Linked DNA regions of Homo sapiens: regions 2 and 3 are each linked to region 1. Evidence: chromatin contacts called from ENCODE Hi-C or POLR2A ChIA-PET data. All regions are on one chromosome and are shown on one strand. The core of a region is the stretch at or near the end of the contact, and the rest is flanking DNA. Distances in the headings are between cores, read along the strand shown.

Evidence for each region. A loop is a pair of places that touch in the nucleus more often than their neighbours do. ChIA-PET counts read pairs that join two places held with the same protein, here RNA polymerase II (POLR2A). Pooled maps may share reads with other maps.
Region 2: a map of B cell shows a loop between it and region 1 (10-fold over the local background). The contact joins the promoter of SPAG4 here to the promoter of EDEM2 in region 1. A Hi-C loop is called at or near these places in 1 of 168 maps with a recorded cell type or tissue (B cell), 3 of 37 single-sample maps with no recorded cell type and 12 of 50 pooled maps.
Region 3: a map of endothelial cell of umbilical vein shows a loop between it and region 1 (25-fold over the local background). The contact joins the promoter of GDF5 here to the promoter of EDEM2 in region 1. A Hi-C loop is called at or near these places in 18 of 168 maps with a recorded cell type or tissue (A673, CD4-positive, alpha-beta memory T cell, GM12878 and 14 more), 16 of 37 single-sample maps with no recorded cell type and 29 of 50 pooled maps. POLR2A ChIA-PET finds 5 or more read pairs at or near these places in 8 of 52 experiments (AG04450, GM12878, HCT116 and 5 more).

Annotation. Positions count from the first base shown.
Region 1 is chr20:35,145,067-35,148,932 of GRCh38, reverse strand. EDEM2 (ER degradation enhancing alpha-mannosidase like protein 2) reads left to right here and starts at 1,597. Exons shown (of 11, transcript NM_018217.3): 1 at 1,597-1,781; 2 at 1,998-2,108. The coding sequence starts at 1,675. MMP24-AS1-EDEM2 (MMP24-AS1-EDEM2 readthrough) reads left to right here. Exons shown (of 15, transcript NM_001355008.2): 6 at 1,998-2,108. The coding sequence starts at 2,014. RefSeq lists enhancers at 1,434-1,563, 1,812-2,415.
Region 2 is chr20:35,613,612-35,617,477 of GRCh38, reverse strand. SPAG4 (sperm associated antigen 4) reads right to left here and starts at 1,649. Exons shown (of 12, transcript NM_003116.3): 1 at 1,171-1,649; 2 at 238-342. The coding sequence starts at 1,474. RefSeq lists enhancers at 1-143, 174-443 and a silencer at 874-1,603.
Region 3 is chr20:35,436,041-35,439,906 of GRCh38, reverse strand. GDF5 (growth differentiation factor 5) reads left to right here and starts at 1,679. Exons shown (of 2, transcript NM_000557.5): 1 at 1,679-2,609. The coding sequence starts at 1,979. RefSeq lists a silencer at 755-814 and promoters at 1,506-1,759, 1,224-1,978.

The sequences.
Region 1 (3,866 bases), core at 348-2,847:
TGTAATTAACTGGATCCTAGATCTGACTTCAAATCCAGTGTTGGTTCTACCGCATGTCACACTGACCAAAGTCATGGGTGTTGCTGTGGTCTAAGGTGCTGACCAAATTTTAGAAACTTGGGAATAAGGGGAATGGAGAAATGGATCACAAACCTCCTGAAAGCTATAGTGCCCCAGGGTAGTCATTTGTCTTTTTTTTTTTTTTTTTTTTTTTTTTTTTGATATGGAGTTTTGCTGTTTTGCCCAGGCTGGAGTGGAGTGGCGCGATCCTCGCTCACTGCAACCTCCGCCTTCCGGTTTCAAGCGATTCTCCGGCCTCAGCCTTCCGAGTAGCCGGGATTTACAGGCACCCGCCACCACCCCTGGCTAATTTTTGTATTTTTAGTAAAGACGGGGTTTCACCATGTTGGCCAGGTTGGTCTCTATCTCTTAACCTCAGGTGATCCACGCACCTCAACCTCCCAAAGTGTTGGGATTACAGGCGTGAGCCACCGCGCCCAACCAGGGTATTCATTCTTACCCAAGACATTCTACAGGGCTGACAGGGGTAAAGCTTCCGGTTTGAGATGGAGACTGAAGGGACCATGATTGTGTAACCACATCCCAAATTGGGAGGAGAGAAGTGTCATGAATTCCTAGAACTGACGGGATTTCAGGAAACCTCAAGAGTGACAGCATCGGAAAATGCAAGAGGTTTTAAAAAAAAAAGAGTGGAAGTTTTGGACAAATAAATGTGAGTTGTGTCTTATACAATCAACAAGTAACTGGTTTGGGAAACTCAATATCCCTAAATAAGGGAGCAGACCACCCCTCATATTGTCTTATGCCCAATTTCTGCCTCAAAGAAAATGTAGGAGTTAAAAGAAAGACAGAAGTGAAATCAGTAGTCAGACAGCCCGGCGATGCATTCCAGGCCTGGTAATTAAAGATCGACCCCTCCTGACCTAACCGGTTATATTATCTATAGATTCCAGACATTGTATGGAAAAGCATTGTGAAAATCCCTGTCCTGTTCTGTTCCGTTCTGATTACCGGTGCACCGGTAATCAGTCACGTACCCCCTGCTTGCTCAATCAATCACGACCCTCTCACGCGGACCCCCTTAGAGTTGTAAGCTCTTAAAAGGGACAGGAATTGCTCACTCGGGGAGCTCCGTTTTTGAGAAGTGAGTCAGCTGACGCTCCCGGCCGAATAAAGCTCCTTCCTTCTTTAACCCGGTGTCTGAGGAGTTTTGTCTGCGGCTTGTCCTGCTAGGTAATAATGGTAAAGGCTGAACATTTCTCATGCTTACCCTGCCTTCATACTTAATAAGGTTGTTGAAAAAAATGAATGAGAGAATGCATTTTAAATGCTCCGTACAGTACTAGTACACAATAAGTGCTCAATACATGCTAGCTGTTATTATTAAAACATTAATTAATAACAGTAGTAACAACAGCCACTGACTTTAAGACACGTTGATCAGTGTTGCCGAAACCGTACATCCGAAGTTGCTCTTCGGCCGCGTTTCGCTGCCCATTGCATTCAGGGGCTTGTAGTCCGGAAGTGAGAGGCTGATTTCTCAGCGCGCAGGCGCAGTGGCGCGGATTCCCGGAAGAACCCGCAGCAGCTCCCAGGATGAACTGGTTGCAGTGGCTGCTGCTGCTGCGGGGGCGCTGAGAGGACACGAGCTCTATGCCTTTCCGGCTGCTCATCCCGCTCGGCCTCCTGTGCGCGCTGCTGCCTCAGCACCATGGTGCGCCAGGTCCCGACGGCTCCGCGCCAGATCCCGCCCACTACAGGTGAACTGTGACCCGCCCTTTCGCAGTTGGGGAATGGGAAGCGTGAACCCGGTCCTTTCCCTTTCCGTCCATCCCAGACCCCGACTTGCTCCGACACAGCCGCTAGGTCCCAGGGAGAAATCAGCTAGTGATTCCCACTTTCCGCCCTGTATCTTGTTCTTCCCCCGCTTGTTTTTGTGTTCTTGCCCCATGCCTGATTTCTCGTCCCCCACCCAGGGAGCGAGTCAAGGCCATGTTCTACCACGCCTACGACAGCTACCTGGAGAATGCCTTTCCCTTCGATGAGCTGCGACCTCTCACCTGTGACGGGCACGACACCTGGGGCAGGTAGTGCGAGCGGAGGGGCAAGGGGCGGCCAGGGTCTGACTCTCTGGGCCTCGGCGGGCGGGTCAGCTGGGGCTGGTGGCTTCATGGTCTCCTCACCGGCACCAGAAAGCTCCCAGCTGAGCTAGAGCCGCGCTCCCCGCAATTCTTACTATCACCTCCAGGATCCACTTAGCCTCTCGCAGTGAAAAAAAAAGTCCTGGATTAGCCGGGTGGGCTGGATCGCTGAGCTCAGCCCCAGCAGTAACAGGCATCAGCTGTGGGGACATAGGCAATTTCTGGAGTAACGAGATACCGTGGAAGGGCTCCAAGAATTAGAAAACCCACCCCTTTCATTATGTAGGTGGGCATTCAGATCCAGGAAGGAGTGTGACACTCCTAAAACTTAAGTCTTTGTAGTTGGTGTGCCCCGTGCCTGAAATACACTCCCCATTTTCCTCCCATCACTGGCTGCTGCTTGTCATTCAGATCTCAGCTCAGTATCTTAATACCCCTACGAGTTAGGTGCCATTATCCCTGTTTTACACACGAATGTGCTAAGGTCGGGAGAAATTAAACTCAAAACTTGTGATGGTTTTTATTTTTTTAAGTTGAAACAAAGTAAATACAAATGGCAAATTCAAGTGGTAAAAGATTATATACAATAAATATCTCCCATACCCTAGAATTCCAACTATTAACTTTCCTTTGTATCTGTCCAGAAATATTCTTGGTTTATACCATTATATATATAGATGTGTGTATGTGTATCTTTTTAAAATGAACTTCTTAAAGGCATAATTTACATATAATAAAATACACTCTTTTTTTTTTTTTTTTTTTTTTGAGATGGAGTTTCGCTCTTGTTACCCAGGCTGGAGTGCAATGGCGTGATCTTGGCTCACTTCAAACTCCGCCTCCTGGCTTCAAGCGATTCTCCTGCCTCAGCCTCCCAAGTAGTTGGGATTACAGGAGCCCACCACCACACCCGGCTAATTTTTTTGTGGAGACGGGGTTTTGTCATTTGGCCAGGCTGGTCTTGAACTCCTGACCTCAGGTGATCCACCCACCTAGGCCTCCCAAAGTGCTGGCGGATTACAGGCATGAGCCACTGTGCCCAGCCTACACTCGTTTGAAGTGACCACCATCACAGTCAAGATATGAAACACTTCTGTCACTTTAAAAAGTTCCCTTGTGGCCCTTTATAGTTCATCCCTGCACCACCACTGACCCTAACAATTGCTGTCTGCTTTCTGTCAGCATGTCTTTTTGAAACAGATGGAAACATACTAAACCACCCTGACTTTTTCATTAAAAACAATTCGAATGTCTTTCCATCAGCACATAGAAGTCTTGATAACAATCTTTTTGATAACTCATAGTTTTGCACTGTTTATAACACAGTTTAATCACCCATTAATGGGTGGACAGTTGGGTTCTTTCCAGCCTCTTGCTGTTCTAAGCAATACTGCCATGAACACTCTCAAACAGCTGTTCACTGTGAATTAAATTCCTAGAGGTGAAAATTGGTGAAAGGCCTGTGCTTTAAGCTGCAATCTTATACTGCCTCCCAATGGTAGAGGAGAATGCCAGACTATAGGTGATGTATTTAATTACAATTGAGCTACATCAGCCAACCCTCCCAGGTGCATTAAGTGGGTCAGAGAATACCTGCGATTTTCACTGTGGTTTCTCTGTTGTGACTGTAAGTGGGACAGGCAGAGGCATTACTTTGCCTCATTTAGTTTTAGGGGGATCAGATCTAGGGCAGCCATAATATCT
Region 2 (3,866 bases), core at 400-2,899, 470 kb before region 1:
AGAGGCGGGGCTCAGCCTGCGTGGTGTCCGGGTTCAGAAGGGGCTTGGGAGGGGCCGGGGGTGGGCCTGGGGCTCAGGAAGAGAGGGTCGGCTAGGATAATTGGATGGGGGCTAGGAATGAGTTGAGGCTCGGAGAGGGGCTCGATACTCAAACGGGGGCCGGGGGCTCAGAGAGAACTGGAGTTCGGAGAGGGGAACCCGAGGGTCAGAGGGGATCGCAGCTGGCCTGGCCCGTACTCAGAAAGCTCTTGAACACCCGCGGGGGAGGCATCTCCTGCCTCAGATCCAGGGTCGGGAGAAGGTCGAGCGGCTCCTCAGAGACTACTGGAGACCCAGTCGGTTCTGCGGGAACCCAAGGGCTCCACTGGGGCCTTGCGGACCACAGACCTATTTTCCCCTCGAGACCGGGCCGCAGATTGCTCAGTCCACAAGCCAGACAGCTGGGAAGTCTCTCACAGGCTTTGGTCCCACCGCAGCCCTATCCCGGCTCCAGCTCCGCCCTCTGAAGCCCCGCCCCTCAGGGAGGCTCCGTCAAGAGTTGGTCTCCTGGCCGGGCGCGGTGGCTCACGCCTGTAATCCCAGCGATTTGGGAGGCCGAGGCGGGCGGATCACCTGAGGTCGGGAGTTCGAGGCCAGCCTGATTAACACGGAGAAACCCCGTCTCTACTAAAAACACAAAAATTGGCCGGGCATGGTGGCGCACGCCTGTAATCCCAGCTACTCGGGAGGCTGAGGCGGGAGAATCGTTTGAACCCGGGAGGCGGAGGTTGCGGTGAGCCGAGATCATGCCATTGCATGGCATGGGCAACAGGAGCGAAACTCCGTTGCAAAAAAAAAAAAAAAAGAGTTGGTCCCTCCCCCAAACGGATGACCCGCCCCCAGCCTTAGATCTTGGTGGAACCCAATTGTCCTGGGAGCCACTCACGCTAACATTGAGGCCGCGCCCCCTCAGTGGCACCCAACCACAAGATTTTCCCCGCCCCTTCCCATAACCGTCCAGGACACCGAGGCTCCGCCCCTTAAGGGATCTCATTTAGCACCATCCCTTTACCCTACAGGACCCACCTTGTAGGAGGTGCCCAGATATCATCTTAGCCCCGTCCCCGCCCAGCACCGCCCTTTAGGCCCCGCCCCCTCCACTGGCTCACCCGGGGTCGACCCCGCCCGCACCCGAGGCCCCGCCCCTCACGGTTGCCGCGCCACAGGCTGTCTGCCAGTTGTGGCTCCGAGGCGCTGGCTTCTGCTGAGAGCTTCCTGCCCATGTGGTTCCTCCGGGCACTCCCGCGCTCAAGGCGGGCTCACCGCAGCTCGGGCCCCGGGCTCTTCTGCCCTCGGGCTCCCCAGGCCCGGGCTCCGCTGACCGGAGCCCTTTGCTGTCCTCCGAGGTGATGCTCATTGAGCTGTTCTCGCTGAAAAAGTTGGGCGTGTGCTTGCGCGAGGACGAGGCCGAGCCCGGGCGGGAGCTTCGCCGCATCCTGACCCCCTGCTGCCTAGTCACTGACGCTAAAGCCGCCGCTGCGGTCGCCAAGGCCCTGGGGCCTCCTTCAGCCGCTGCGCGCCGCGGGGACCCCACGGACCCTGCGTGAAGTCGGCAGGCCCCGCGGCCGCACCTGCCCTCCCGCTGTGTCCCGGCCGGCTGCTGACGTCACAGAGGAGCCTCGGTCTCCGCGGGCTGCCCTGGCCGCGCGTCACGGAGCTGGCCGTGACGTCACCTGGAGCCGTAGCCATGGCAGCCTCTCCTTCTGACTTTGTTGTTGTTTAAGAGACAGGGTCTTTCTCATTGCCCAGGCTGGAGTGCAGTGGCCTGATCATAGCTCATTGTAACTTCGAACTCCTAGGCTCAAGCGATCCTCCCGCCTCGGCCTCCCAAAGCGCTGGGAGTACAGGCGTCAGCCACCGCGCCCGGCCTCTTTTACAGCAAGCGATGATGTCACAGCACTTCCCAGAAAACCCCATCTAAAATGGCACTCAGTCTATAACAGTTTTTTTCTTTCTTTCTTTCTTTCTTTCTTTCTTTCTTTCTTTCTTTCTTTCTTTCTTTCTTTCTTTCTTTTTTTTTTTTTTTTGAGATGGAGTCTCATTCTGTTGCCCAGGCTGGAGTGCAATGGCGCGATCTTGGTCCACTGCAACCTCCGCCTCCCGGGTTCAAGCGATTCTCCCGCCTCAGCCTCCTGAGTGGCTGGGATTACAGACATGCACCACCATGCCTGGCTAATTTTGTATTTTTAGTAGAGACGGGGTTTCTCCATGTTAGTCAGGCTGGTCTTGAACTCCCGATCTCAGGTGATCCACCCGCCCCGGCCTCCTAAAGTGCTGGGATTACAGGCATGAGCCACTGCGCCCAGCATTTTTATTTTTATTTTATTTTTATTTTTTGAGACAGAGTCCTGCTGTGTCGCCCAGGCTGGAGGGCAGTAGTGCAATCTCGGCTCAGTGCAACCTCCGCCTCCCGGGTTCAAGCGATTCTCCTGCCTCAGCCTCCCGAGTAGTTGGGATTACAGACACCCGCCATCATGCCTGGCTAATTTTTGTATTTTTGTAGAGACGGGGTTTTACCATGTTGGCCAGGCTGGTCGTGAACTCCTGACCTCAGGTTATCCGCCTGCCTGGGGCTCCCAAAGTGCTGGGATTACAGGAGTCAGCTACTGCGCCTGGCCTCTTTTAAAGCAAGTGATGACGTCACAGCACTTCCTAGAAAACCCCATCTAAAATTGCACTTAGCAAATACCAGTTTCTATCCCCCTTCCCTGTTTTGTTTTTCTCCTCAGCACGTGTCACTAACATGCTATATATTTCATTTCTCTCTTTCTTTGAGATGGAGTCTCGCTCTGTTGCCCAGGCTGGAGTGCAGTGGCATGATCTCAGCTCACTGCAACCTCCATCTCCCGGCCTCAAGCAATCCTCCCGCCTCAGCCTCCCGAGTAGCTGGGACTACAGGCTTGCGCCACCACACCCAGCTAATTTTTGTATTTTTTGTAGAGATGGGGTCTCGCTATGTTGCCCAGGCTGGTCTTCAACTCCTGAGCTTGAGTGATCCACCCACTTCTGCCTCCCAAAGTGCTGGGATTACAGATGTGAGCCACCATGCCTGGCCCATTTATTTATTTCCTTATTGCCTGCCATGCCCACTAGAACATAAACTTAATCAGGGCACAGATTTTCATTCACTACTGTATCCTCCAGCACCTAGATAAGCCTAGCATGTAGTAGGTGCTCAAATATTTGCAAATAATGAATGTTAAGAAGGAGCAGGGCATCACTCAGGGCACTTCTAAATACTTAGTCCCCTTTGCTCTGCAAGCCCTTCAGCCCCCTCCTCTCATCCTAGACATCAGGTCAGAGAGCTCATTCAGGATCTGTGGGTCCCTCCTCCAGACCCATTTTTCCCAGGGGTCTGTGGGTTGAGAATTCAGCACCCACCAATCGTCATACCCACACTCAGGCTGCACACCTGAGCCATGGAGGAAAGAATGAGGAATCAGATGGTCACAGCCAGAAGACTAGAGGTCCCCAAACTCTTGCTATGTAACAGAATATCAGTGCAGCTTATAGAAATTCAGCTTCCCAGGCACACCTTGTGATTCTACTGCAGATACTGCAGAATTTCTGAGTTGGCCCAGGAATGTGCTTTTGTTTTGTTTTTGTTTATTTTTTAGGCAGAGTCTTGCTCTGTGGCCAGGCTGGAATACAATGGTACGATCTCGGCTCACTGCAACCTCTGCCTCCTGGGTTCAAGCAATTATCCCGCCTCAGCCTCCAAAATAGCTGGGATTACAGGCATGTGCCACCACACCTGGCTAACTTTTTTTTTTTTTGTATTTTTAGTAGAGACGGGATTGCACTATGTTGGCTAGGGTGGTCTCGAA
Region 3 (3,866 bases), core at 430-2,929, 290 kb before region 1:
AGGAAGCCTATCTGACTATTGCTTCTCCCCCGCCATCCTTCTTACAGCGTGAAAAGTGTTGTTGTAGAGAAATGTACAGAAGGGGTAACTGGCTCTGTCTGGGGACGAGGAAAGGCTTCCCGAAGGAGGTAAATTTTCAGCTAAACTTCTCAGGATGTAGAGTGCTTCCTCCAGTTGTGGGAGAGAGAGAGGAGGATATTTCAGGTGAAGCGAACAGCTTTCCCCGCTGACCCTGTGTTAAGTTGCCCAGGGGCTCTACGGCGAAGGTTCCCCAGAGGAAGGGATCTTCCATACTTCAATGAGGCACTTTAAGAAACCCTTGAGTTCAGCTGGAATTCAGACCTTCCAGAGCTACCAGAAAAACATCATGTGGGAAATTGTGCCCGGCGCGGTGGCTCACGCCTGTAATCCCAGCACTTTGGGAGGCCGAGGCGGGCGGATCACGAGGTCAGGAGATCGAGACCATCCTGGCTAACATGGTGAAACCCCATCTCTACTACAAACGTAAAAAATCAGCCAGGTGTGGTGGCAGGGGCCTGTAGTCCCAGCTACTGGGGAGGCTGAGGCAGGGGAATGGCGTGAACCTGGGAGGCAGAGATTGCAGTGAGCTGAGATCATGCCACTGCACTCGACAGAGCGAGACTCCGTCTCAAAAAAAAAAAAAAAAAAAGCGTCATGTGGGAAATGGCTTTTCCAGCCTCCTGTAGGGGCCGCTGCTGCCCCAGACTCAGCCAGTCTTGTCTAAGAAAACTCAGAGGACGTCTCTGCTGGGGTGGTGGTGGGGTACACCCTGGACCTGCCGCCATCCAAGGAGTGAACTTAAGGGCGACAGTGCCCCCAAGCCTGAAGAATATGCACTCAGTCAATGGCATTTGGGGGTAGGGAGGGGGTGTAGTGGGCACTGATATTTTTCAGTCTCTGGGTCACCACAAGTTTATTAAAATAAAAGAAAATGTGGGTAAATGCTGCCATCTGTGCTGTCCCTACTCCCAATACACACACACAGGCACACACACACACAGGCACACACACACACAGGCACATAAACACACACACACACACACACACACACACACACACACGCATAACAAATCAGGTCCCAGACTAGATGCAGGAGTTGAAACTGCTTTAAAAACACTCTAAGAACTTAACTACAAACCCACACTCCCCATGCTTCTGGGGCTTAAGATCTTTGAGCTCATTCTTCAGCATCTCTCCTCGGGAAAGTGGGGTGGGCTGCTCCATGAGGTGGAGGTGAAGACCCCTGAGTCTGCCCTGTGGAGGGGGAGGCCCCCTAAGCCTAGAGTCCCGCTGCAGGGCTCTGTGCCAGGAGCCCCCGTGAGCCATGGCCTCGAAAGGGCAGCGGTGATTTTTTTCACATAAATATATCGCACTTAAATGAGTTTAGACAGCATGACATCAGAGAGTAATTAAATTGGTTTGGGTTGGAATTCCGTTTCCAATTCCTGAGTTCAGGTTTGTAAAAGATTTTTCTGAGCACCTGCAGGCCTGTGAGTGTGTGTGTGTGTGTGTGTGTGTGTGTGTGTGAAGTATTTTCACTGGAAAGGATTCAAAACTAGGGGGAAAAAAAAACTGGAGCACACAGGCAGCATTACGCCATTCTTCCTTCTTGGAAAAATCCCTCAGCCTTATACAAGCCTCCTTCAAGCCCTCAGTCAGTTGTGCAGGAGAAAGGGGGCGGTCGGCTTTCTCCTTTCAAGAACGAGTTATTTTCAGCTGCTGACTGGAGACGGTGCACGTCTGGATACGAGAGCATTTCCACTATGGGACTGGATACAAACACACACCCGGCAGACTTCAAGAGTCTCAGACTGAGGAGAAAGCCTTTCCTTCTGCTGCTACTGCTGCTGCCGCTGCTTTTGAAAGTCCACTCCTTTCATGGTTTTTCCTGCCAAACCAGAGGCACCTTCGCTGCTGCCGCTGTTCTCTTTGGTGTCATTCAGCGGCTGGCCAGAGGATGAGACTCCCCAAACTCCTCACTTTCTTGCTTTGGTACCTGGCTTGGCTGGACCTGGAATTCATCTGCACTGTGTTGGGTGCCCCTGACTTGGGCCAGAGACCCCAGGGGACCAGGCCAGGATTGGCCAAAGCAGAGGCCAAGGAGAGGCCCCCCCTGGCCCGGAACGTCTTCAGGCCAGGGGGTCACAGCTATGGTGGGGGGGCCACCAATGCCAATGCCAGGGCAAAGGGAGGCACCGGGCAGACAGGAGGCCTGACACAGCCCAAGAAGGATGAACCCAAAAAGCTGCCCCCCAGACCGGGCGGCCCTGAACCCAAGCCAGGACACCCTCCCCAAACAAGGCAGGCTACAGCCCGGACTGTGACCCCAAAAGGACAGCTTCCCGGAGGCAAGGCACCCCCAAAAGCAGGATCTGTCCCCAGCTCCTTCCTGCTGAAGAAGGCCAGGGAGCCCGGGCCCCCACGAGAGCCCAAGGAGCCGTTTCGCCCACCCCCCATCACACCCCACGAGTACATGCTCTCGCTGTACAGGACGCTGTCCGATGCTGACAGAAAGGGAGGCAACAGCAGCGTGAAGTTGGAGGCTGGCCTGGCCAACACCATCACCAGCTTTATTGACAAAGGGCAAGGTGAGGGGGCGGGGTGGCAGGGGCACGGCTCAGAGGGAGGGGCATCTGCATGAATGGAGGGGCTTTCAAAGCCCTGGCACTGCCCTGGTGGGAGACACTGTGTGCATCTGGCCCGGGGTGGGTGTCTGGGGACACTGACACATATCTCACACATAGCAGATCCTAGGCTGCCCACACATCAGGGCTGGAGGGCACCTAGGAAGCACCAGGTCCAACGCCTGCAAGGTGCAGAGTGGGCACTAAAGCCTAGAGAAGAGACAAGACCTGCCAGTTCGTGGCAGAGTTGGAGACCAGATTCCGAGACTTGATTGCTCAGTTGTGCATCTGTACCTGCTGGGCTGGCCGAACTTTCCAAGCTTCACAGGTTTGTAGGCGGTCTCAGACGGCAGAGAAAGAAATGAATCTTGAGGTCCCCATGCTTCTGCAACTTTGCCCTCAGGCAAGGGGATAGAGGAGGCAAGAGAGGTGCACACAGTAAATGGGGCATCTTGGAGTCATGGAATGATGTTCAGATACATGGGGAGGGAGCAGACCCAGGGCCTAACTCGCAGTATGACCTTGGGAAAGCTCCTTCTCACTTGGGGTCTCCGTTTTCCCATCTGTACACCTATATGGGGTTGGACAGGGTGGTTTCTGAGAGCCCTTCCAACATGAAAACTTTAGATGCTGTCCTGAACATGCCTCATTCTCCTCATTAACTCCAGAGACTACCTGCTCCCCTCTGTCTCTCTCGGCCCACCTAATGTTACTGTTGCAGCTTTTCCTCTCCACTTGCTGTGTGATCTAAGCAAGTCCCTCCCCCTCTCAGGGCCTCAGTTTCTTCCTAGTGTGAAGAGGGAGGTGGGCTGTTGGTCGCTCAAGTTGCCTGCAGCTCATTTGCTCTGGTCCTAGGCTGGCAGGGTGGGGGAGGGGTCAGAGGGTGGGAGAGGCTCCTCATTAGAGCTGGCCTGGAGGGGGCTGCCAGGGGGCGGGGGAGGCACAGAGGCAGCAGGTCTGGCTGAGGTGGGGGAGGTGGTCTGGCTGCCTGCCCAGCCAGGGAAAGCTGTGACCCCTTGGGGGCTCATAAAATAAGTCCGTGTGCCCCCCAGCACTAAGGGAGCTTGGAGAGGGGGAGATGGGGAGTTTAAAGGCCTAATTAGTCACCTTCTAGAGCAATATATGAAAGCTCCCCAATGGCAAATTGCAATTTAGGAAGGAGGGCATGCTGATTCGGAGATACTACTGAGCTTCTCACATACACATACATAGCCTTATGTT